Linked DNA regions of Homo sapiens: region 1 is linked to region 2. The links are chromatin contacts, found by Hi-C in ENCODE. All regions are on one chromosome and are shown on one strand. The core of a region is the stretch at or near the end of the contact, and the rest is flanking DNA. Distances in the headings are between cores, read along the strand shown.

The links. Hi-C counts contacts between places; a loop is a spot of excess contacts on that map. Pooled maps may share reads with other maps.
Region 1: a loop to region 2 is called in a pooled map, with 2.0 times the contacts of the local background. The contact joins the enhancer-like site here to the promoter of LINC01091 in region 2. A Hi-C loop is called at or near these places in 2 of 168 maps with a recorded cell type or tissue (IMR-90 and chondrocyte), 1 of 37 single-sample maps with no recorded cell type and 11 of 50 pooled maps.

The regions. Positions count from the first base shown.
Region 1 is chr4:123,243,066-123,245,765 of GRCh38, forward strand. All of the region lies in intron 14 of AFG2A (AAA ATPase AFG2A), which reads left to right. Among named protein-coding and RNA genes, the nearest start is that of SPRY1, 150 kb to the right of the region's middle. Within about 2 kb of position 1,391, at least 2 of the 41 ENCODE cell types and tissues checked have a DNase peak (open chromatin) inside an H3K27ac peak, as active enhancers do.
Region 2 is chr4:123,648,688-123,651,387 of GRCh38, forward strand. It overlaps LINC01091 (long intergenic non-protein coding RNA 1091), which reads left to right and starts at 1,304. Exons shown (of 6, transcript NR_027105.3): 1 at 1,304-1,642.

The DNA of each region.
Region 1 (2,700 bases), core at 141-2,640, 410 kb before region 2:
AGAATGGTGATCATTAAAAAGTTGGGAAACAACAGATGCTGGAGAGGATGTGGAGAAGTAGGAACGCCTTTACACTGTTGGTGGGAGTGTAAATTAGTTCAATCATTGTGGAAGACAGTGTGGTGATTCCTCAAGGATCTAGAACTAGAAATACCATTTGACCCAGCCATCCCATTACTGGGTATATACCCAAAGGATTATAAATCATGCTGCTATAAAGACACATGCACACGTATGTTTATTGCAGCACTATTCACGATAGTAAAGACTTGGAACCAACCCAAATTTCCATCAGTGATAGACTAGATTAAGAAAATGTGGCACAGATACACCATGGAATACTATGCAGCCATAAAAAAGGATGAGTTCATGTCCTTTGTTGGGACATGGATGAAGCTGGGAACCATCATTCTCAGCAAACTATCAGAAGGACAGAAAACCAAACACCACATGTTCTCACTCATAGGTGGGAATTGAACAATGAGAACACTTGGACGCAGGGCAGGGAACATCACACACTGGGGCCTGTCAGGTGGTGGGGGGCTGGGGGAGGGATAGCATTAGGAGACATACCTAATGTAAATGATGAGTTAATGGGGGAAGCAAACCAACATGGCTCATGTATACCTATGTAATAAACCTGCACGTTGTGCACATGTACCCTGTAATTAAAAAAAAAATTCAGTTACAACCAGGTGTGGTGGTTCACACCTGTAATCTGAGCAGGAGGATCACTTGAGTCCGGAGTTTAGACCAGCCTGGGCACCGTAGGGAGACCCGTCTGTCCAAAAAAATAAAATTTAAATGTTAGCCAGATGTGGTAGCACACACCTGTGGTCCCACCTATTCGGGAGGCTGAGGTGGGAGGACCGCTTGGACCCTGGAGGTCAAGTCTGTAGTGAGCCATGATCGCGCTACTGCAGTCCAGCATGGGCAACAGAGCAAGACCCCATCTCAAATAAATAAATAAAACTCAGTAAGTAATAGAGCCAGAATTTTGAACTATGAATAGGTAAGATTAAAAAAAAAGACATTATTTTGTAATGTCTTGTATTATCAGACAAGGTACCAGAGACAAGGAAAAAGAAAGGTGCACTGAACAGCCAAAGCAGGACTGACGGAACTCAGAAATGGGCTGGGACCAGCCTGGGAGAAAGAAAACGCAAGGCAAAGAAAAGGATAAAACAGCCCTGCTGCACTCTGGTGGGACTGATAAGAAATAGCTTCTGTATCTTGGTATTTTGTACCTTAAAAAAAATTGAGGAGTGGCAGGAATAGAAAACAGAAACAATGTCTCTTTGGGGTGAGAGACAGAAACACGCTGTTCCTCTCAGAGGATGTGGAAACATTGATGACCTCTGCAAGTGCAGGCAGGCAGTATCCACAGCTCTGCATCACCACTCGGCGTCACCACTGTGCAACCCATCAGTCCTGTGGTGCCCGTTCAAGTTACATTGTATAAATCTGTCCTACGGCATCTGTATCCTCACCATCTAATAACTTTAGCACAGAATATTGTTTAAGAATGATGGAGAGGGAAAAGAAGACTTTGAGTCAACAAAACCTTTGTTTGTTTACATTTACCATATCATCCATTCTTTGTAGTATATATCAGAAGACTTTCATTTTAGGTTTTTAAAAATCGTTTATATGTAATGAGTTAAAAACCTTAGTTATCCAGAAACATATTCTGAGCAACATGTTTTTGGTACCACCTGCTGTCTTATATATTTCTTGTCTGCATGCTTCTGTATACCTAGTAGGTGTCTGTAGGCAGATCACCTTACATTGTGATTTCTTTTAAATTGGGAAAAAATATATGTCCTTTGAATATCTTATGGTTCAGCAGGGGCATTAGAAAATATAAACAACTGTTGTGTGATATGTGCAAAAGAAATGTGAACAATGTTTAGGAGTAATATAGAGAAGAAAATGACAGTTTCTTTGTATAGAAATGATTTGAAAGAATAACTAGGATTTTCCTGGAGTACATGGCCTGGGAGTAGACAGGACTGTTCAGATAAAGAGATCACTATTTATAAATTAGAGAGGTGTGAAGAATATGCTCATAGCAATTTTAGGGGAAGTACAAGGAGTTCAGTATTGGTAGAAAGTAAAGGGCCTGGAGGGGTCAAATAACAGGAGACGATGCTGGGAAAAGAAGCAGAGGACAGGCCATTTGTCCCCACTGCCACTACTCCCTTACCCCCATTAAGAACCCATGGGTTTATATATTTTTAAATATCTTAAAATATGTAAATATCTAAGGAAGTTCTTCACTCCTATTCTATCTTATGGAGACCCTTTTTAAAGAGTGAATTTTATAGAGACATAGGAAATGTTAGTTTGCATTGTTTTCACTTTGCCCCTATAGTTTTTTAAAAAGCAGATTCACTTTTTACAAGAGGAAGAATTTGGATTAGTGCTGGATACATACTGTTTTGACTTGTAAAATGACTCTTTAATAGAAATGGACAAAGAAAATATGCTAATAAAATAACTTAAGTATGTGTATGTGTGTGCATGCTAAATTTTTTTTTCTTCTGTTCTCTTCATTTTGTGCTCATCATCAATTGCTGCTATTTACTGTGGTGCATTTTTCCTGAACACCTGCTGTCAAATGCATCAAGTCTTTTCTTGCACAGTGCTACAGGTTTTTGCAGAACTGAGCAAGCCCAACATTAGACAGATAGCCTAAAG
Region 2 (2,700 bases), core at 54-2,553:
TTTGCCTGTAATCCTAGTTACCTGGGAGATTGAGATGGGAAGATCACTTGAGCCTGGGAGGTTGAGGCAGCAGTGAGCCATGATTGCACTGCCAATGGGAGACCCTATCTCAAAAAAACTGAAAAGGATTTAGACGTGTGTGAAGTTCATTCTACAATTCAGTGTGACACTTTTATAACCAAATGAGTACCAATACCCTTATGAACACACATATATAAAGGAAAGAAAATAAAGAGAGAAAGAAAAAGAAGAAAAAGAAATGTGGTTAGAACTCCTTGTTTCATTTTACTCTGACTTGATTATTTCCCAGGCCCAAATCTAGAACTGGAAGGTGGTAGCTTATTGTATCAGAGGTTAAGCTTGTGGCTTTTATTTCCTGCTCCATCTAGAACCAAGATGTCCAAAGAGTATGTTTGGAAGGACTTTTTTTTTTTTTTAAATGATTTCTAGCTCTGTCTCTAGTCAGAGAATATGGAGGAGTTTGGGCCAACTCCAGAAAACAACTTCAATGTAGAAAACCATGGAGCGCAAGGTCCTGCTTCCATATATTTATTTTCGTGGAGCAGGTGGCAAGTTCTCAAAATAATTTTGTCTGTGAGATACAGATATTTCTGGGACATTTTCATAACCAGCTTCCTGCAGTAATTAGCTTCAGAGCTGGAGTATGCTAGAAACTACTGGGCCCTGGGCAGTGGTTAAATTAGGTGTGAACGTAAGCTGGGCTGATCTCCATTGTGTAGTTAAAAACCAAAGGTGGGCACAGAGAGAGTATTTGTTCTGCCCTTTCTTCACCCACTGCATTTTCATTTCCCCTTTCTCTACTCCAGAGGCCTAATAAAGGACTCTAATGTACGATACTCAACACAGCTTTAAAACATCCACGCAGAGTACAAAATTGTAGTAGGAATTTGGGTTTTGTTTTTCTTTTGAGTTTAATATGACTTCCTAGGTTCAGCGTATTTTGTAATATATTTCTTAAACCGCAGGATCATGAGGGCAAATTCCCTTGGGGGAAAGTGGCTCTGTGAGTTGATTAGCACCGTTTGCCTGCTTCCTAACCCTCTTCTGCTCAGGTATTAGTTGTTCAGACAGCTGAGCTTCAGCTCAGCTCTCCAGGTCCTGCGCTCCATTTTAATGCAAGCCAGTGATGCAAAGTCCCCGGCTTGGCTTGTCAGAACTTGATAGCTCTGTAAACACTGAAATCCTTGTTGCCATAACACCAGGAAAAATAATATGGGCTCCTGCATATAAATATAACGAAGGCCTTGGGGAATGGGAGCATTTCTAAATGACTTGAAGCTCTGTCACGGCATAATCTCTTATAAATAAATGTCAGTGTAGTCACTGAATGCAGACTGGATTTTTGCCTGACTACGGTGCTCAGCCTTCTAGACAATAGTTATGCTAAGGGATTATCTTTTAACATTGTGCAGTTATCTCCTTTGTTTGTTTTCTTTTTTCATTATTCACATAAGCCAAGGGAAATGAAAAGCATCTTATTTCAGGCAAAAAGGCCTGTGAATGATTAACTCTGGTTCCATGCGTTGGGACTTTGCATAGCAACCCCGTGGCTTGCAACGACAAAAAAGCTCAAGGCAGGAACAGCAGCCCAGGGACCTGAGACCAGCGTTCTCAAATGAAGGTGGTGAGAAACAGATTAAGTATAAGCATTGTGTTTATGGGTAGAATTCTCTGTAGCTGGCCCATTTAATTTGGCATTCGTTTTACTGCACTTTTCTTGGTGAAGATGTGTTTTGCTGACCTTTACTCTTGCTTTTTGAATACATTTGAGAATTCAAGTGAAACTTGGCCATGATTATGGCATAATGTGGTTTATGTCACCATATTTTATGGGTTCTCCCTAATACTATCCCAAACTGGGCTAACTCTGGCTAATTTTATATTTAAAAATGGAAATAACAGATAGCTTCATAATAGCATGCAGGTTTAATTTTAGCTCAACTAAAACTTTGTTGGTAAATTTTGGCACTCTTGAAATTATATATAACAGAAAGCATTATATGAAATAAAGATAAACAAATGGTGTGATTATGTAATTCCAATTAAAAGCCTATAAGTATGTAAAGAACCCAGATTGTACAAATATGAAATCTGAAATCAATATCAATTCCATATCCTTATATAGACATTTGGTGCTTAAACATTTATACAACAAGGTCCATTTAAAGATTCGAGTTAAAAGAGTTAGAAGAAAATGAAATATAAGCTAAGGACAGAAGAAACATTTGAGAATTTAGAAAAAAGCAGTATAGTTATAATTGAGCCAAAATATTTAGGACACTTAAATTTAGACTGCAAGTCAATCCAGATGTTTATTTATTAATGTTAATAATGTTTCCAGTGTTGTTATACAATGCTAAATCCCAGGGGTTCTGCTTCTGAGTTTAAAGACAAATGCAATGATCTTTATTCTTTTCCAGCTCTGTTTTAATTTTAGGAGCTTTTCTATAGCCATGATTTTCCCATAAATGTGTTTGCAAAATCTCGAGCAGCTCCTGATGTCTTGCAGAAAGTCTGAGTGAAACACTGCTCTAGCAAAGCTTTCCATGTTCTGCATTGCTCTTCTTGCTTCCATGGCAATAAAGAGAGAAACTTGGCATAAGAATATAATCTGTTCCTGCCTGTTTCTCATCTGAAGTCATAAACCTCTGCCATCCCACCCAAGACTAGAATTTCAGC